Linked DNA regions of Homo sapiens: region 2 is linked to region 1. Evidence: chromatin loops called from intact Hi-C (ENCODE). Cell type or tissue: gastrocnemius medialis. All regions are shown on one strand. Links, peaks and the distances in the headings refer to the core of each region. The heading gives the core; the rest is flanking DNA.

Evidence for each region. A loop is a pair of places that touch in the nucleus more often than their neighbours do. Peaks named below come from ENCODE experiments on the same cell type or tissue, not always from the same donor. Only the 100,000 strongest peaks of a DNase experiment are listed, where the experiment ranks them.
Region 2: it touches region 1 in a loop (6-fold over the local background); 4 of 110 quality-filtered maps call a loop at or near these places.

Annotation. Positions count from the first base shown.
Region 1 is chr5:154,678,284-154,688,696 of GRCh38, forward strand. It overlaps MIR1303 (microRNA 1303), which reads left to right and starts at 7,493; the gene lies at 7,493-7,578. It also overlaps a transcript of LARP1 not described here. RefSeq lists silencers at 4,266-4,465, 4,506-4,985. In gastrocnemius medialis, for the core only: a CTCF peak has its summit at 4,218; DNase peaks (open chromatin) are centred at 4,348 and 4,678; H3K4me3 peaks cover 1,813 bases; H3K27ac peaks cover 7,447 bases.
Region 2 is chr5:154,772,272-154,782,684 of GRCh38, forward strand. The region is part of intron 1 of LARP1 (La ribonucleoprotein 1, translational regulator); the gene reads left to right. Among named protein-coding and RNA genes, the nearest start is that of LARP1, 22 kb to the left of the region's middle. RefSeq lists enhancers at 3,344-3,922, 9,714-10,340, 10,018-10,117. In gastrocnemius medialis, for the core only: no CTCF peak of the experiment used is centred there; DNase peaks (open chromatin) are centred at 4,210, 6,460 and 7,030; H3K4me3 peaks cover 402 bases; H3K27ac peaks cover 7,321 bases.

The DNA of each region.
Region 1 (10,413 bases), core at 819-8,818:
CATTGCTTGGCAATTAGTAAGAGCTCATTCTCCTTTTATTGTTATTCAAGAATAATAGCAATAGACAGGCGTGGTGGCTCATGCCTGTAATCCCAGCACTTTGGGAGATCAAGGCAGGAGGATCACTTGAGCCCAGGAGTTCAAGATCAGCCTGGGCAATAGAGCAAGACCTCATCTCTACTAACAATTAAAAAAAAAAAAAAAAAATTGGCCAGGCGCAGTGGCTCATGCCTGTAATCCCAGCACTTTGGGAGGCCGAGGCGGGCGGATCATCTGAGGTCAGGAGTTCAAGACCAGCCTGACCAACATGGAGAAACCCCGTCTCTACTAAAAATACAAAATTAGCTGGGCGTGGTAGCACATACCTGTAATCCCAGCTACTCAGGAGGCTGAGGTGGGAGAATCCCTTGAACCTGGGAGGCAGAGGTTGTGGTGGTGAGCTGAGATCGTGCCATTGCACTCCAGCCTGGGCGACAAGAGTGAAACTCTGTCTTTAAAAAAAAAAAAAATTAGCTGGGCATGGTGGCACATGCCTCTAGTCCCAGCTACTTGGGAGGCTGAGGCAGGAGGATCCCTTGAGCCCAGAGTGTTGAGGCTGCAGTGAGCAGTGATCACACCACTACACTCCAGCCTAAGCGACACAGCAAGTCCCTGTCTCAAAAAAAAAAAAAAGAATAGCAATGATGATAGCTACTAGGCTGTGTGTGGTGGCTCACATGCGTAATCCCAGCACCCTGGGAGGCCCAGGCGGACGGAACACCTGAGGTCAGGAGTTCAAGACCAGCCTAGCCAACATGGTGAAACCCCGTCTCTACTAAACAAACAAACAAACAAAAATTAGCCAGGTGTGGTGGCATACGCCTGTAATCCCAGCTACTTGGGAGGCTGGGGCAGGAGAATCGCTTGAACCCAGGAAGTGGAGGTTGCAGTGAGCCAATATCACACCACTGCACTCCAGCCTGGGCAACAGAGTGGGACTCTGTCTCTAATAATAATAATAATAATAATGGCTGCTATTTAGTAAGCGCTTACCACATGGCTAGCATCCTTTACATGCACTATCTCATTTAATCTTGAGAGACAGGGCCTCTTACTTTTCCCCATTTTAGAAATGAGGAAGCTGAGGCACAGAGAGGTGAGGTGCTTTGCCCAAGATTACACAGACTCACGTAATCAGGTATAGGAGCCCTCACCCTTAACCACCTTGCTCTGCAGCATCCCAGGAGGAATGGAGCAAAGGGCCCTGTAAACACTAGGAACACTGCAGGGATTGAGGAGAACAGAAGGGGCAGAGTGAGGTCATGCAGTAAAGGAACAGTCCAGAGGAGAGACTTTCCCAAGTGGCAGACACAGCGGTGGCATGGAGTCCTCTGTGAGCACCACCATCTGTCTGTCTTCTCTGTAGTGGGAGTGTTGGACCTCTTGTGTGTGTGGTAGAGCCACCACACTCTCTAGCACCTGCTCCCCAGGACCCTGAGCTGCTACAGTGGCAGGGTCCCGCAGCAGCATGGACGCCCTGCTGAGGCCTGGGTTTGGACATGCCAAGAGCCCTGCTGACAGCTCTGCCTTGCCCTTCCTGAATTCCTGCCGTGGTCACAACACAGCACTGGCTCATTAAAATCAGGGTCTGCCAGAGGGGAAAGCCAGGCCATTTCATTTGCCAAGATGCAACAGCATAAGATGGCTGGACACGGTGGCTCACATCTGTAATCCCTTCGCACTTTGTGGGGTGGAGGAGGGCAGATAGATTGAGCCCAGGAGTTCAAGACCAGCCTGGGCAACATGGTGAAACCCCATCTCTACCAAAAATACAAAAGTTAGCCAGGAATGGTGGCATGTGCCTAGTAAGCAGCTACTCAGGAGGCTGAGGTGGGAGGATCCCTTGAGCCCGGAAAGTCAAGGCTGCCATGAGCCGTGATCATGCCAGTGCACTCCAGCCTGGGCAGTGGAGATATAGTAGCATAAAATGGGACCAGTTTTGGCCCAACACCATCGTGTGGTGTTCTTGCTCAACCAGGAAAACAAACTCACAGAACCAGCAGTGTCCACAGCTCTGGGCCAGAGAGGGTCAGCAGGTTCGGGGCACTTCTCCTCCAGGCTCTGACCCCAGGGAACTCCTGTGATTCAAATAATAATAAGAGCTATAGAGGTGTCTATCAGGCCCCAAGCCCTGTGCCTTCTGTGCCTGGGAGACAGAGAGGTTGAGTTGCTAGGAAAGGTGGCCCGGCTAGTAAGCCTTCTGTTGACTGTGGCAAAGACAAGGGGCTACCTGCACGGTCATGAAGATCACCGTGAAAGAAGAGGGACAGCTGAAGACACTGGACAAGGTGGAGTTGTTGCAGCCCCTCAGAAAACACTTACATGAGGGGAGGCAGGACAGTGTAGTGCTGTGGCTCTCAATCTCAGACGATTTTGTCCCCAGTGGACTTCTGGAAATGTTTAGAGACATTTTGGTTTGCATATCTGGAGAGGGAGGTGCTATTGGCATCTACTGGGTAAACACGAGGGATGCTGCTAATTATGCTACAATGCACAGGACAGCCACCCGCAACGCTGAATTATCTGGCCCAAAACGTCAATAGTGGTTGAGAGGGCATGGGGCCTCAGAATCCAACAGGGGCATCACCAACAGGGCTTAATCTCCTGCTCCCCCTCTGTAAAACTGGGGATACCAAATTTCTGCCTCACAGAGCTGACCTATTGCCTGTTAAGTGCTTTCTGCAGGCAGGCTCATAGTAATGCTCCACCATTGTTGCCATGTTCATTACCAAGGATGTGCACTCTGCAGAAGAGCACTGACCAGGTAGACCCAGAGAAGGGCCATGAGAGAAACTGATCCAACGCTTGAGAGGGCGGAAGATGCCAGAAGAGGCCGTGATTACCCATTCTGGCATTCAGCGCTTTCCCTGGTCTTGTTTCAGCCTACTTTGCTTGCCTGGCCTCCGGCTGCTCTGGGTGGTCTATTCAGTGGGCCAGCACACATGCAACTTCTTCCTGTGTCTACCGTCCCCACCTCACAAGAACCTCTTCCTCCAAGGAGCCGCCTTGACCAGCCCAACCCTTAAGAATCACATAGCCCTTATCACAAATGGATCGACAGGGTGGCTACAGAGATGCTAGACACAATCATATCCATAAAGACTCTGAAAAACAGACATACATTCTCAATTATACACACAGACACACACATGCAACCTCAAGATGCCCTGTAGCCCTGGTCACAGACTGATCACAAATGTATTACCATACACATGCACACACACAAATATCCAAGCATAACACGATCTCAGACAGGAGTCCCGTATACACATACACATTTATACAATACTGGCACACACAAAAAACCCCCACACATACCCCCCAAGGATATGCTGTCACATTCACAAACTCATAAATTCACATAAATATGCATATTTAAAACAAACTCAGGAAAGCCCATAGGTCTTATACAGTTAACACCTAGGCATATAAAGATACACACCTGTCCATATACACAGAAATGTATTCTTGGCACACGACCTCATATACAGCTATTAATGTGCTTACATACATAAGGCATACATATATACACATTATTCAATGACACATACACTCCTATATATTCACCCAAACACACATATGTAACAGACATACAAAAAGACATTTAAAAAAATTCCATTTGTCCTCTTCTATACACACAGATGTACTCCCATAGTACATTTTATTCATTCATCATTTATATTACAAAACATTGCTAAGGAAACTTCCTTGGTGTGACTTCCAAATTCAACCTTGTGTTATAGCTACTTGTGTAGACTAGCAAAAATGCATCGAGTAGGCTCATTTCTCCCTTTAAATTTCCACTTGCGGATACGCCTTGTGGATTTGCTTTCTCCCCTGCAAGCCCTCACCTCTCTCTGTCCCCCTTTTTTTTTTTGAGACAGGGTTGCCCAGGCTGGAATGCAGTGGCACGATCTTGCCTCACTGTAGCCTCCGCCTCCCAGGTTCAAGTGATTCTCCTGCCTCAGCCTCCCAAGTAGCTGGGACTTCAGGCGCGCGCCACCACGCCCAGCTAATTTTTGTATTTTTAGTAGAGACGGGGTTTCGCCATGTTGGCCAGGCTGGTCTTGAACTCCTGACCTCAGGTGATCCGGCCGCCTCGGCCTCCCAAAGTGCTGGGATTGCAGGCGTGAGCCACCGCGCCCGGCCCCTCTGTCCCTTTTTGACTGCCCAGTCCCCCAGGCCTCCGCTGGAAGGCGCTCACTAAAGGTTCAGAGTCCGAAGCCGCATTCCCGGGCACCCTCCCCGGCCCCTCCCATCCCACAGAGGCAGGGGTGGGTCCGTGGGTGTGGCAATGAACCACGTGTACCCACGGGACTCTCGAAGTGGGGGAGGGGAAGGGGCGCAGCACGCCACCCTCCTTTCTCCGCCCCTGCCCTACCCTCTCCGCTGTTCCCCCACTGTCCTCCCCCAGCCCAGCCCAACCTCAGCCGGCCGCGGGAGGAGGCGGGAGCTGGGGCTTCGAACTGCCCCCTCCCACCTCCGCCTCTCCCCCGTCTCCTCTCCCCCTTTCCTCTTTCTCCTCCCCCATCCCACTTCTCTCTCCTTTTCCTCTTTCTTTCTCCCCTCCTCCCTCCATTCCACCCGCCTCCTTTTACCCCGCCCTGCCAGTCGTCCTCCCCCTCGCCCCCTCCGCCTCCCTCCAGCTCCGCCGCCAGAGGCTGAGTCATCGCTGCTGCGGCGCTGCCGGCCGTGCTGGGAGAGCAGGCGAGCAGGTAGGGAGGGTGTGAAGCAAGCGACGCCGTGCGACCCGGCACCACCGTCTGGGCCCTTTCCCGGAGAGGCCTGGGGAGGGGGCACCGAAAGGGGCCCGGGCCGCGGTGGGGGACGGGCGACGGGCCCCGGAAAGGCACAGATCTTACCCCTCAACCCCCATCCTTACAGGAGCCGCTTTGCAGCATTCTCAGCCGCACATGCAAATTAATACCTAACATTAGGGTGGCATCTGGGCCAGGCAAGTCAAACTGACGGCCCACGGACAGATCTGGCCGGCACCTGATATTTATTTGGCTCACACAGTGTTGTGTTTGTTTGTTCTGAAGTTTTAACTATTAATAGTTGCCAATACTTAAACATCACTCATTTCTTGGAAAATCAGATTCCCAACTCAAAAAATTAGAATATATGTCAACGTATTTCCCATGATAACTCTAGCCTATTTCTGAGTGGGGATACCTTTGTGTAGTCAGGGCATTGCACCCTCCCTACCTGCTCGCCCTCTAGTTTGCCACAGTCTCCGCTACTCCCTACTGTTTCACCTAGGCCACTGAACTTCCTTTGTGTTTCCTGCCAGGCCTCATATGGAATGATTCCTAGTCTAGTCCACCCCATTCATATTTTACATGGGGATTAGGAAGTGAGGGTAGGGCATTTCCCAAAGTCACATGTGGCCTTAAAGCTGAAGGGGAACCCTGCTTTTCCTCACCCACTAATCTTTTCTACCAAACCATTCTGACTCCTTTGGTATGCAGGCTAACATAGGGAATTCTTTTGTGAAAAGTGTGTTCCAGAAAATTATCTGGGGATCAGAGTAGACCTCAAATGGGAGATGATTTGGAGCATACAGCACCTCGTCTTTGGAGTTGATGGTAGCTTCTCACAGTCTTTCCCTTGGAGTGGAAATAGATGACAAAACTAGGGTGGATAGATGAATGGAACAGTTGGCCAATCTGGTATATTTGGTTATAAGAAGTTGTTTTCGGGTCATTGGAAACCTGGCTTATGAGACACTGTTGCATAAGGGCTACAAAGGCAATATGCCACTTTGCTTGGATTATTCTCTAGTCTAGTGCTTCTCAGCTCCTAATGTGTACATGATTCCTGTAAAGTGTAGATTCTGACGTGGCACGATGGCTCACACCTGTAATCCCAGCACTTTGGGAGGCCAAGGCAGGATAATTGCTTGAGCCCAGGAAATTTGAGACCAGCCTGGGCAACATGGTGAGATCCCTATCTCTACAAAAAAATTAAAAATTAGTTGGGCGTGGTGGCCTGTGCCAGCTACTTGGGAGGCTTAGGCAGGAGGATCCCTTGAACTCAGGAGGTGGGGACTATAGTAAGCTGTGTTTGTGCCCCTATACTCTAGCCTGGGCAACACAGTGAGACCCTTTCACACACACACACAAAAAAATTGTAGATTCTGATTCAGTAGGGCTGGATGGAACGAACCCAAGATCCTGCATTTCTGACAAACTTCCAGGTGATGCCAGTGTTGCAGGCCCCTAGACCCTCCTGCCTTTGAGTAGCAAGGGTGTGCACTCCTTGCGCTTCCGGTCTATTCATGGGTACCATTGCTGCATGACGGCCAAGAGAAGGGGTTTGAAGTCCCACAGTGGACTTCACAGTGGATCCCAGCCTACCCCTTAACAGTCAGCTAACCTTAGGCCAGCTGCTCATCCTCTCTGTGCCTCCATTTTTTCATCTGTTCCATTGAAATCAAATAATACTTCCTTAGGAGCATAAAAAAGGCAGAATGAATGTATGACCCCAGCACAGTCTGTGCCTCATGGCAGGCCCTCTGTAAAGATAGTTTCTACCATTGTGCACTCTCTCATGGGCAGTGAAACCCAGAAATGACGTGGTTAGGGAGTGGGATATGGAAGGGATATGGAAGGTATTTCAGGATAAGAATTGTACCCCTTGGCTGGGCGCGGTGGCTCATGCCTGTAATCTCAGCACTTTGTGAGGTGGAGGTGGGCAGATCACAAGGTCAGCAGTTCGACACCAGCCTGACCAACATGGTGAAACTTCGTCTCTACTGAAAATACAGAAATTAGCTGGGCATGGTGACGCGCACCTGTAATCCCAGCTACTAAGGAGGCTGAGGCAGGAGAATCACTTGAACCCGGAGGGTGGAGGTTGCAGTGAGCTGAGATCGCGCCACTGCACTCCAGCCTGGGTGACAGAGTGAGACAACATCTCAGAAAAAAAAAAAAAAGAATTGCACTCCTTAATGTGGCCTTCTGAGCCATGCAGGGTGGTCACTGCCCAGCCTACCCCTTAATGCTCTCCTACCTCTGTCCATGCTTCCACCACAACGGCCACCTATTAGGTCCTTTGGCCATGGTACCTTCTCCCCTCAGAGGCCTTGCACATGCTGTTCCTCATATTCCAAGCTGGCTGGCCCCTTCTTATCCTTCAGTCTCAGCTCCTATGTTACTTCCTTGGGGTGCCTTCCCTGATCTCAGAAGTCTAAGGGTTTAGCGTAGAAAGTGGGGAGCAGGGAACATCTCTTTGGGCTGCATGTACATAGGGAAGTCACCGTATCTACTTAGATTCTAAGTTTATTTAAAGCAGCTTTGGATAGGGGTGAACTAAACGCTGCCTCTGCTAGTCTATACGATGCCTTTGTGCAGATTAGAAAAAGGGGTCGGGCACAGTGGCTCGCACCTGTAATTCCAACACTTTGGGAGGCCAAGTGGGAGAAACACTTGAGGCCGGGAGTTTGAGATCAGGCTGGGCAACATAGCGAGACCTCAACTCTACAATTTTTTTTTTTTTAAATTTTAGAGACGGGGTCTTGCTCTGTTGCCAGGCTTTGTGCAGCATGTAAACTGTACAGCCCTAAGTGGGAGCCCTACTGCTAATGCTTCCCCAAGCTACCTCGTGATTCGGTTAATCCTCCTTTGCCTGGATTAAGTCTCTTTTATAAACTTTCTTAACCCCATAAAACTCATCACAATTGGGATTAGGTATCTAGGGAGTTATTTATTTAAAATCTGCCCCCTACACTAGACTGTACTGCATCAAGGCAAAGACATATCCATCTTGTTCTAGGCTGTATCACTAGTGCTTAGTACGGTTCCTGCACCATAGCAGGTGCTCCACAAATGTTTTCTGGATATTTCAGGAGCTCATTCTGTACCAGGAAAGCTAAGACTCTTACTGAAACAACTGTGGGCATAGGATGAGACAGGCACAGAGCTAAATGTGTGGTGCAGCCCCAGTGAGGGAGATGTCACTTCTGGCTGCGGGGATGCTCCGGAAGAGGTGGTGTTTTGGCTGGGTCTGACGGAACAGATGGAGTTCATTAGACTTAGATGGGTGGGGGAGTGTTCTTGGCATTGGGAATAGCAAAAGCAAAGGTGCAGAGGGAAAAAAGTTCAATGTGTTCCTAAGACAAGTCACAAATTGTGATCAGCAGAGTGGCCAAATATGTTTTGTGAATTACCTGCCAATATTTATTTTAAAATCAGGAGATTTCACATAAAGATCCAGATTTTCCAATTCTCTTGAAAAATCGAAAGGTCCCACCAGGTAGCAATAGACTGGCACTGAGAAGTGGCCGTTCGTTTTGAAGGTGTGGGCTTACTCCAGTTTGCCACAGTCCTTACCTTTCCCAATTGCATCACACCCAGCTCTCTTCACTCATTACTGTCCCTTTCTGGCTTTGGAGATGGCCGACAGACTGTTTGATTGGCACACATGGGAGTTGTAAGGAAGATTGGTTCAGATCCTACAGACCCTTAAATGCCAGCTAATTAAGTAACCTGGTAACTGCAGGGATTGCAGGGGTCTTCTCCAGTCCCATGGATCACTGTCCAAGTATCCCTTGGCAGAGCCATGCCTGACTTCAGAAGAAGGAACTTCAGGCCAAGAAGGCTGGTGAAGTTCTGGAAACCAAGGAAGCAGAGAGCTCTGCATGAGCCTTTCCTAGAGAGAAATCAGTCTCTGTCTCTCTTAGACCGACCCCTCAGTCACAGCATGGTGCTGTGATTTTGCCAAGAGGCAGGGGTGGGTCTGGGGGAAGATGGACGGTGCTTCCAAAAGGCTAAATTTTAGTCTCAAAGGTTTCTGATTGCGGACACATAGGTGATATCTAACTTGCTTTTGTTTAGCCTTGAATATTTTCAAATATAATCTTCAATATTTCTGTTACAATATTGTAGCTTGCTTCTGTTTATAAAAATAATGCAGCATTTGAAAAAAAATTGGAGAACATAGAAAAATAAAGATGAAGATAATAATCTGTAGTAATCTTCCCACCCAGATGTAACATGTTAACATGTTGGTGGATTTCCTTATGTTTATTTTTTTCAGTGTATTTATACTTTTGTGTGTTGTGTGTGTGTGTTTGTGAGACGGAGTCTCACTCTGTCACCTAGGCCGGAGTGCAGTGGCGTGATCTCGGCTCACTGCAAGCTCCGCCTCCTGGGTTCACACCATTCTCCTGCCTCAGCCTCCCTAGTAGCTGGGACTACAGGCACCCACCACCACACTCGGCTAATTTTTTGTATTTTTAGTGGAGACGGGGTTTCACCGTGTTAGCCGGGATGATCTCAATCTCCTGAACTCGTGATCTGCCTGCATCGGCCTCCCAAAGTGCTGGGATTACAGGCGTGAGCCACTGCGCCCGGCCTGTATTTATATATAAGTTGGGAGGCTGGGCACTCATGCCAGAGCTTTGGAAGGCGAAGGTGGCAGGAAAGTTTGAGGCTAGGAGTTCAAGACCAGCCAGGATAACACGAGAGAACCTGTCTCAACAAAAAAAATTTTTTAATTAGTCGAGCTGCAGCCAGCTCTGCCTCTTGTCAGGGCCTGGAGTCCTGGGTGAATCCTGCAGGTTTTTGGTTGCACTGGCCCAGGGAAGAAGTTGGGGTTTGTCAGGTGGGCTCTCCTGGGGGTCCTCTAGTGGCAGAAGTGAGTAGGGGATTATCCGAGGCATCTGGAGATGCATGTCCCTCAGTTTCCCTGTGCCTCCCTTTCTGAGTAGGTGTACAAATGAGTGACCTAGGCCAAGAAGTGAGTTGCCACAGTGAAATGGGTTGGTTTTTGTCTTTGATGCTTCGGGTCTGGGCCCCTTGCATTTGCAGCCTGTTGTGACAGACACAGGGAGCTCTATGTGCCAGCCTGTGGCTGCCCTGATGTTGGGTGTCCTGGGGGTGGCGAGGCTCCTGCAGTCTCATCCGGGGAGGGGGTGTGCTGTGCTGAGCACTCTATCCCTGAATATAGTTTATTTTTTCTACATTTGAATTCTGTTATAGATTTATGTAAAAATACATTCTCTTTTTGAAGAATGAAAAAGTTCACATCTTAAAAAAAAAATTAGCTGGGCAGGCCAGGCGAGGTGGGTCAAGCCTGCACTTGGGGAGGCTGAGTGGGCAGATCACGTGAGGCCAAGAGTTTGAAACCAGTCTGGCCAACATGGTGAAACCCTGTCTCTTTCTGGCTAAAAATACAAAAATTATCCAGGTGTGGTGGTGGATGCCGGTCATCCTAGCTACTTGGGAGGCTGAGGAGGAGAATCACTTGAACCCAGGAGGCAGAGGTTGCAGTGAGCCAAGATCACACCCCTGCACTCCAGCCTGGGCGGCAGAGGAAGACTCCATCTCAAAAAAAAAAAAAAAAAAAAAAATTAGCTAGGGCTAGTGGCAC
Region 2 (10,413 bases), core at 1,624-9,623, 95 kb after region 1:
ACTAAGTTTTTGAAATTTGATGTCTTTCACACTTCTTGATTTGGGCTAGGAACATTTCAAGTGCTCAGTATCCACATATTGTGGCTCGTGACTATGGCATTGGATAGCGTATTTCAAGTGTGTGTAAGAGTATACATATATATACACCTTTTTAATAAAAAGACAAAATGGGGTCATAGTATAGTAGCCTTCCCGTTGTCTATGGGGGATACATTTCAAGACCCTCCAGTAGATGCTTGAAACTTCAGCTAGTACTAAACCCTCTATATGTTTTTTCCTATACATATGTAACTGTGATAAAGGTTAATTTGTAAATTAGGCGCAGTAAGAGATTAACAACAACAAAATACAACAATTATAACAATATATTGTAATAAAAGTTATGTGAATGTGGTCTCCTTCTCAAAATATCTTTTGTTTTGTTTTGTTTTTTGAGATGGAGTTTTGCTCTTGTTGCCCGGGCTGGAGTGCAATGGCATGATCTCAGCTCACCACAACCTCCGCCTCCCAGGTTCAAACAATTCTCCTGCCTCAGCCTCTGGAGTAGCTGGGATTATAGGCATGTGCTGCCACACCCTGCTAATTTTGTATTTTTAGTAGAGACGGGGTTTTTCCGTGTCGGTCAGTCTGGTCTCGAACTCCTGACCTCAGGTGATCCACCTGCCTCCCAAAGTGCTGGGATTACAGGCATGAGCCACCGCACCTGGCCTTTTTTTTTTTTTTTTTTTTTTTAAAAGACCTTGCTGTTCTATCCTTTGAGTTACTGTTGGGACAACTGGGAAGAGGGAAGAGTTGCGATAAAGAACAAGGAAGGCTCCATGACTGGAAGTTTAGTCCGCCCAGTTTTTGTACTGGAAGGGCTTATTGCTGATTTCATTAAGAAAACGTACGAATGGGGGCTTCTGTCACCTCAGAATATCTTATACTGTACTCACGTATTTTGGGGTCTCAGTTGACCATGGGTTACAAACTATGGCTAGGGGGGCAGGGATCCACTGTATTGTAAGCTATATATTTTTTCCATTTAGAAACATAGGCTTTCAAGGGGACTTAATCTTTTTGTAACCCTCAAAGCCACCTTAGGAAGGAAGGTAACAGTTTGCTGTTGAGAGAAAGGTTAAGGAACTGTGGCTGTGAAGGCACATACCCAGCTGCTACCTGTGAGCCCTCCACTCTTTCCCTGCCCTCTGCAGGCACGCTGGGGTTGAGGCCTCTGAGCCTGGGCCACAAATCACATGCACACATGTGTAAGTGCATGTTCCCCCACAGCACTGTGCTGGGGGAAGCAGGCACAGATAGGGGAAGATACTTAACCGAGCTGCCACGCAGGGATAGGATATTTAAAACACAAGCACCCTGAACTCCCAGTCCAGTGTTCTTTCCACTCATCTGCCAGATTCTGAGAGCTTCCTGCCTGGTTTTGGAACTACTTGAAGTACAAAGAGGAAACTAATGGAGGGTGGGCAAAGGCCTTCCACTTGGTTTGTCTGGGAGTACCCTCAAGTCTACAGCCTACCCCGCTGATGGAAGCAGGCCAGCACTGGCCTGTCTCTTGGGGAGAACAAATGTGGATAGGCAGTGGGAAAAAGACCAGTTGGGCCAGAGTAGTTGCAGAAGGGGACATGGGTTGGCCTGAGTCAGGTTGGGACATAGAAATCTCTAAATAATTGGTTTGTCCAACAATCCTGCACCCCTAGTGTGGGCACAAGTGCCTCACACTAGGCCACTTTGTGACAAGAACGTCATGCAGGTTTGAGATTTGTAGAAGCCTGGCTTCATTTTTTTTTTTTTTTGTTTCTCCACACCTAAACCGGTGCCTCAGTTTTTCAGCCTGTAAAATTGGGCTGCTTCTTAGATATGCCATTGGCTTGCTGCTGGCCTCCTCCGTCCCTTTGGAGGAGGGCTGAGGATGAGCAGCTGACTTGGGTTAGCCCTCAGATGAAAGGGACCAGAGTACTGATGATTGGGGGTTTAAAGACTGGATGGAGTTTAAATACTGGATGGATCCAGGGAAGCCAGCCTTTCTCTGCATCACTGCATCCCTGCCCCATGCTTGTTTGCACTGCAGGGAGTAGCAGCTATGGCACCCAGCAGCCCTGTGCCAAGTCTCCAGGCTGGGGAGGGTCTGCTCCAGGGAGTGAGGGGGTGCCTTGGTTTGCACTCTGGGAGCCAAATTCCCTCGAGGTAGGATATTGCTCAAGATGGCATTTGCCAGAGCTGAGGAGTCTAAGGCACCATCTTTTCATTTCTCCTGGGGTCTAGTCTTATTACTCAAACCCTTGGATATAACGGGTTGGTACTACCTTTGGGAAGACTTAATCTCTTGCATTTCCTCTGAGGTGGGATTGGAGAGGCAGTAAAGGTCCCTATTGGCTGTTGCTGGGCTTGTAGTTGCTCTGGGATGTTCTCTGCTGTCCCTGCCCCAGGCCTTTTCTGCCCACATATCATCACTGCCATTGCCCCTCTGAGGTGCCAGCTCTTTGGAGATCCTAGACTTGAAGCAGGTCAGAATCTAAAAGGGCTTTGGTCACTAAGAAGCCGTCTGGTCACTTCTTTTACAGAAAACCAAGTCTGTATTTTGACCAAAGTCTCTCAGGTGGCACCAGGGGGGATCACAGTGCCTGCATTAGGATTTGTAGGCTTTGTTTCCTTGAGGAAAGAAACAGTTGAAACTCAGTAATTTCAGGGAAAAAAAGAAAAACAGGAGGCCCTTTGAATGGTCGGTGCTGCCAGGGGGAGATCAGAAGAGGACTAGGGCTGGATATAGTGGCTCACACCTGTAATCCCAGCGCTTTGGGAAGCCAGGGCAAGAGGATCACTTGAGCCTAGGAGTTTCAGTCTAGCTTGGACAAGATGGCAAGACTGTCTCTACAAAAATTAAAATTAGCTGGGTGTCCCAGCTAATTTAGTCACAGCTACTTGGGTGGCTGATCCAGGAAGATCGTGTGAGTTCAGGAGCTTGAGGCTGCGGTGAGCTAGGATTGTGCCACTGCACTCCAGCCTGGGTAACAGAGTGAGACCTCGTATCTAAAAAACGTAAGTGAATAAAAACAAGAACTTCAAATACAAAAATTAGTTGGGTGTGGTGGCAAGCACCTATAGTCCCAGCTACTCAGGGGACTAAGGTGGGAGGATCACCTGAACCCGGGGAGGTCGAAGCTGCAGTGAACTGTGATCATGCCACTGCATTCCAGTCTGGGTAACAAAGTGAGACCCTCCCTCAAAAAAAAAAAAAAAAGGCGACTCCCCTGCGGCTTTGGTGCTTGCTGGAGCCCAGGCCTTCAGGTTGCAGATGGTTCTAGAGCATTGCCTTTGCAATAAACAGTGTTTTTGATTCTTGACTGTTTTTACTCACATCATTCCCTTTTCTGAGTTGCATTATCCCCACCTGGCAGGTGAACTAACGGGCTCAAGAGGAGTGGATTCTGGTGGCCTCAGTCCCCTGTAGGGCCTACAGGCTTGATCTGGAGCCTTTTGGGGACAAGAACCTAATGTTTGTTTCCTGCAGTGCTGAGAGGGGTTTGGGGTAGCCTGGGATTTCATATCCTTGGAGTCAGATACCTTCTCACTGGATAACCTTCGGCTAACCACTTAGCTGCCTTGAGTCTTCTAAAACTGGGATAATAGTCCCTCCATTGTGAGGACTAAAAAACTTAAATGCACAAAAGGGGCACGGCAGGAGGCCTGGCTTCCTGAGGTAAATGCCTAGTAAGTGGTGGCCATTATTACTATTATTAGTATTTTAAAGTAAATATGGCCGGGCTTGGTGGCTTAACTCCTGTAACCCCAGCACTTTGGGAGGTTAAGGTGAGAGTATCCCTTGAGCCCAGGAATTCAAGACCAGCCTAGGCGGCATAGCAAGACCCAGTATCTATTTTATTTTATTTTGTATAGAGACAGAGCATTGGGTGAGCAAACAGTAAGATTTTTAGGGTAAGAGAAGCTGTTCGGCTGTGAGGCAAAAGCAGGTGGACAATTCCCTTCAGAACCTTCATTCTTCTGGCAAAGCCAAGTTTTGGAGCTTGTTACAAAACTTAAACCCCAGCCCAGACTGATCCCTTGTGACCTCATATCTGTCAGGACACTCATCATGTGGCTTCTTGGATCACTGTTGGTTCCTGGTGCTGGAGATTAGACTGGTGGGTAAAGGGAGAGTACCTCCTGCACCTCTCTTCTGGCTGCTGTTTGTGTGTGTAATTGAAACTACCTGCTCTTGTAAACCAATTAAGTCCTGTCTATACAAGTGAGACCCTGCACTGGGGTTTGGAGACCTGGGTTCCTTCCTGGCAGTCTCACTCATTGGCAGCTCAGTTCTTAAACATTAATCTGCCATGAGCAATTGCACAGGAAGCATACAACTGCAGGTGTTCAATTTATGCCCACCTTCTTAAATTAATTTCTGGAGTTTATAGAGGGAGTCAAGAATCTGCATTTCTCCCAAGCCAGCCCCTCTTCCCAGATGCTCTGTAGACCACAGAAGTGGTATTGCAAGCCTGCTAGCTCACTGATCTACAGTTTCTACAAATGTGAAGTGAGTGTTTTTCAAACTACCTTCTGCTCAGGAACTCCTGCTGAATGGGAGTCACTCAGTTTAGTAACATTTCTTTTGGAACAGCTCTGCTATTTTTCTTTTCAAGTAATTTAAGTGTTTAATACATACTAAGGAATATAAATCTAAAATAAATATCAAAACAACCCAAGTACAGTCTCGTGTCACTTAACAGGGATACATTCCGAGAAATGTGTCATTAGTTGATTTTGTCATCGTATGAACCTAGAGTGTACGTACACAAACAAATGGCACAACGTACTATGGACTTAGGTTGTATAGTATAGCCTGTTGCTCCTGGGCTACAAACCTGTGTAGCATGTTCCTATACTGAATACTGTAGGAGTTGTAATACAATGGTAAGTATTTGTGTATCTAAACATAGAAAAAGTATTGTAGGTCGGCCGCGGTGGCTCATGCCTGTAATCCCAGCACTTCCCAGCACTTTGGGAGGTTGAGGCGGGTAGATCGCCTGAGGTCAGGAGTTCAAGAGCAGCCTGGCCAACGTGGTGAAACCCCATCTCTGCTAAAAAAAAAAAAAAATGCAAAAATTAGCTGGGCATGGTGACGGACACCTGTAATCCCAGCTACTGGGGAGGCTGAGGTGGGAGAATCAACTGAATCCAGGAGACAGAGGTTGCAGTGAGCAGAGATCACGCCACTGCACTCCAGCCTGGGTGACAGAGCGAGACTCTGTATCAAAAAGAAAAAGTACTGTAAAAATATGGTATAAAATATGGAATAAAAAGTGTTCCTTCTTCATACCCCCTGCTTCACTTTACTAGCCTTAAAATATTTTTAAAGATTTTTTAAAATGGCACACTGACTATAGTCAGCAATAATTTATTGTACATTTAAAAATAACAAAGTGTAACTGAATTGTTTGTAACACAAAGAAAGGATAAATGCTGGAGATGATGGATACCCCATTTACCCTGATGTGATTATTATACCGTATCAAAGTATCTCAACTACCCCATAAATATGTAAACCTACTATGTACCTACACAAATTAAAAATTAAAAAAATATATATAATAAAGTGGCACACTGGTATAGGGCAGCTCTATTATAATCTTACGGGACCAACTGTCATATTTGTGGATGGAGATGTCATTATTTGGCTCATGACTATACTTACTGCTGGTTTAAGAAGTGCAGGATGGGTGCGGTGACTCACGCCTGTAATCCCAGCACTTTGGGAGGCCGAGGCAGGCGGATCACAAGTTCAGGAGATCGAGACCATCCTGGCTAACACGGTGAAACCCCGTCTCTATTAAAAATACAAAAATTAGCTGGGCGTGGTGGTGGGCGCCTGTAGTCCCAGCTACTCGGGAGGCTGAGGCAGGAGAATGGCGTGAACCCAGGAGTTAGAGCTTGCAGTGAGCCGAGATCGCGCTGCTGCACTCTAGCCTGGGCCACAGAGCGAGACTCCGTCTAAAAAAAAAAAAAAAAAAAGTGCAGCTCTGATTTAAAAATATTAAATATGGTATTGTGGTTTTGGGTACCCCTGTCAGTTTAACAGTTGAAACTCATTAGGTTACATCAAAATAACTGTTAAGTATGTACAGAGAAAACCTACCTTAGAATTACCTAGCAGATTCCTGACTCCACCATTGCTGAGCAAAAAATCTCTGAAGGATGGGACCCAGGAATCTACGTTTTGACAAGCTCCTCACATGATAATTCGAATGCATGCCAAAAATCTTAATAGCTTATCCTGGAAAGCCGGCTGCATTTATGGAGATCAATGGGTATAAGGACAAAATCACAAGATGTTAGAACTGGAAGGACTGTGGATGATAGGATTCTGCCCACCCCTACCACAGGCCTCTGAATAGAGAGACTGAAGACACTGGAGGGTAGTTCTTGCCAAGCATCCATAGCAAGAGCTCTGGTGTCTGCGCCAGGACTGTCAACCAGTCTCTTGACTTCTAGCCCAGGGCTCTGGTCACTCTTCCACTTTCAGTTTGGAACATGGGGCAATAGTCTTTCCTAACTATGGTGTCCAGTTCTAACAAACTAAAAATACAGGGGACACCCAGTTAAATTTGAATTTTAGATAAATCAAATATTTAGTATAAGTATGTCCCAGTATTGCATGGGACATATTTAGTCTATAAAATTACTGTTTATCTGAAATTTAGATTTAACAGAGTGTCCTGAATTGCTATTTGCTAAATCTGGCAACCATATTCTCTCCCCGCTTACCCCACCTTTTTTTGGGCACCAGTCAGGTTCAAGAATTGCCCCAAAGAAATGAAAAATAATTACCATGCATTTATGGTACTATTACTTCATTTAATCTGTTAATCCTGTGAGCTAGCTGTCATGGACCCCATTAATAGTTCAGGAAAGTGAGAGGTTAAGTCTGACTCCTGGGATCATCTCGGTAAGCTGTCATTTTGCCTCCTCATGAACCTAGTTGCTTGGCTCTCATTGATGTGTGGCCCAGTTAATGCCTATCAAGTTACAAGCTACATGAGAGATTGCTCAGTTTTGACTCATCTGCCCCTGGCCTTGTGAGTTACTTAATTGATGATGGCTCTTGGTTAGTACATCCAAGAATGGACTCCAAAGTCCACGCTGTTAACTGCTGCTCTAACCTGTCTCTTAACTCCGTGGCATAGTAAATTGTTGGTAGGGTGGCTTTGGGGTAGGGGTCGGACCCCCTCTACATTCTCTCTTTTTTTTTTTTTTTTTTTTGAGATAGAGTTTTGCTGTTGTTGCCCAGACTGGAGTGCAGTGGCGCAATCTCGGCTCACCGCAACCTCCACCTCCCGGATTCAAGCGATTCTCCTGCCTAAGCCTCCCGAGTAACTGGGATTACAGGCATGCGCCACCACACCTGGCTAATTTTGTATTTTTAGTAGAGACGGGGTTTCTCCATGTTGGTCAGTCTGGTCTCGGACTCCTGACCTCAGGTGATCCGCCTGCCTCGGCCTCCCAAAGTGCTGAGATTACAGGCATGAGCCACTGTGCCCAGCCCCCCTCTACATTCTCTAAAGGGGTGTGCTGGTGCCTTGAGAGCATCCGTGTGCAGGGGTGGGGAGTCTGCAGGTGGGGCAGCACCCTGGCTGCTGAGCCTGTCCTGTCTCCATGTTCATAGCATCCCAGGGCTTAACTCTTTCCCAGTTGGGTTGTAGCATATGACACTGAAGGAGCCTGTAGGCCATCCTGAACTCACCGAGAGAGGCAAATTAGCAGCTCCTGGGAAGCAAGGCTGCCTGGCCAGGCTGGCCTGGATTGGGGGAACTAGTTGCTACTCGAGAACTCCAGCTTCCTATCTGCTTTTGGGATGACCCTCCCTGGAAAGTCCCTCCCACTGCTGTGGAATTTTCAGGCTACCAAATGTGCCCAGCCTGCCTCTCAGGACAGACAGACAGTGAGAAAAAGATCTCCAGGGCCCACTAAGTCTTCCAGAGGGAGCTGAGACATTCAGCCTTCCCTGGCAGGGCTCAAAGAGGAAAAAAGGGATTGGAAATGGGGCCCCTCTCAGAGCCACTTCAAAGCACCCTCCCCTGTGGTCATGTGTTTCAGTTCCATGTGAGTAGTTTTTCTTGACAGTATCGGTAATTTTGGGGAACAGTTCCTGTGACACTTTGGGTCCCTAAGGCCCTGCCCTGACCCTGTGAGTGGATATAGTTGGGCACAGAGTGTATTTTGTTGAGGAGCAGATATTGGCTTCCTGGTTTGCCAAAGAGCTCTAGATTGGGAGACAAGAACTTGATGTTCCAGTGCCAGCTCTACAGCAAATCACTGGTGACTTTGGCCTCTCCTGGTCCTCAGTTTTTCTGTATGTACAATGAGATTCTCAAGTCTTTCCAGCCCTGACTTGGTCTGGGATCACCCTCTCCACTCCAATAATGGGAATAATCCAAAGTAATTTTTTGGGGATTCAGAAGCCTCTTCCAACAAAGGATGCCCTAAGATTGGAAGGACAATAAAAATGAGTTTGTGGGCCGGCCACGGTGGCCCATACCTGTAATCCCAGTACCTTGGGAGGCTGAGGCGGGTGGATCACTTGAGGTCAGGAGTTCAAGACCAGCCTGGCCAACATGGTGAAACCCCATCTCTACTGAAAATACAAAAAATTAGACAGGCTTGGTGGCTCGCGCCTGTAGTCCCAGCTACTCGGGAGGCTGAGGCAGGAGAATTGCTTGAACTTGGGAGGTGGAGGTGGCAGTGAGCCTAGATTGTGCCACACCCACTGCACTCCAGCCTAGGTGACAGAGTGAGACTCCGTCTCAAAAAATAAAAAAATGAGTTTGTGTTACCTGAGGTGGTGGCTGACCACCAAGGACAGGAAGAAAACCTCTGAGCTTGGCAGCCTCCCACATCAGGGTAATGGAGTCAGGTGTGCGTGTAGTTGTGTGTGCCTAGCAACCTGTCTGAGACGATTGGCTTCTGAAGTCCAGGGCCTAGGAAAGCCCAAGGGAGCCCCGCAAGCTGATTGTGCATAGCTCATTTGTTTAACTGGGAATCATCATCATACCTACCTTCTGGGCTCACGCCTGTAATCCCAGCACTTTGGGAGGCCGAGGCGGGCGGATCACGAGTCAGGAGATCGAGACCATCCTGGCTAATATGGTGAAACCCTGTCTCTACTAAAAATACAAAAAAATTAGCTGGGCATGGTGACACACACCTGTAATCCCAGCTACTCGGGAGGCTGAGGCAGGAGAATGGCGTGATCCTGGGAGGCGGAGCTTGCAGTGAGCCGAGATGGCGCCATTGCACTCCAGCCTGGGTGACAAGAGTGAGACTCCGTCTCAAAAAAAAGGAAAAAAAAAACGGAAAAATAAATGAGCTACTACATGTAAAAAACTTTGGCATCATGCAAAGACATTGTAAGGCAAGCTTGTCCAAAGGACGGCTTTGAATGCGTCCTGACACAAATTTGTACTTTCTTAAAACATTGAGATTTTCTTGCAATTTTTGTTTTTTAGGTTCATCAGCTATCATTAGTGTTAGTGTGTTTTACGTGTGGCCCAAGACATTAATTCTTCCATTGTGGCTCAGGGAAGGCAAAAGATTGGACACCTCTGTAGTAAGCTCTCAGTAATTGATTGCAGTCTAGTGGAGTTGAGATACACACAGATGCAACCATTTCAGGCGGTAGTGAGTACCCTGAAGATCTTAAATTGTAGACTGAGTTAGAACTTGATCCAGAGTTGCTGGTTTTGTGGCACTTTACATTGGGCAGTCAGGAAGCCTCCTGAGGAGAATTTATATTGAGATCTATGACTAGATCTGAGGAGTCAGTCATCTTGCTCTTCAACATTGTGACCTTGGGCGAGTCCCTTCCTTCAGTTTCATTTTCTGGACAACTGGAATAATTGTGTCTTTTTGAGATAATTAAGTAAAATCATACACAGCAACTTAGGTCAGTTTTTGGTACCTAGTCTTTATGCAGTAAAAGGTGATTATTATTACTGTTCTAACTAGAACCAAATGTGCTCTTTAGAAAAGGCTGGGTTAGGGAGCTGGCACTTGGAGGCCAGGAGCTTTAGTGGCCGCTGATATATTTCAGCTGTGTTGATTATTGATCAGCTTTGAAGCAAGATTTCAGGGACTGGTACCAGCAGTGGGAGTGGCCACAGCCACCCGAGGGTGGCTGGGTCCACATCTGGGCGGGGAGAGTGGGAGCACTGGGCCACCTGGGTCACCACAGGCTAAAGATAGTCAGCTGGGGCTGGGCCTGGGCTGGGCCAGGCTGGCCAGCATCATGTGACTGGAGCCTGGCCCACCCTTGCTCCTCCTCCCGGGCCAAGGGGATGCAGACTCTGCATTCCTGAGCTGACTGGTGGTCTGCAGCTTCCTTTCAGTGGGAACTCAAGATGATCTGACCTGAACATTTCTCTC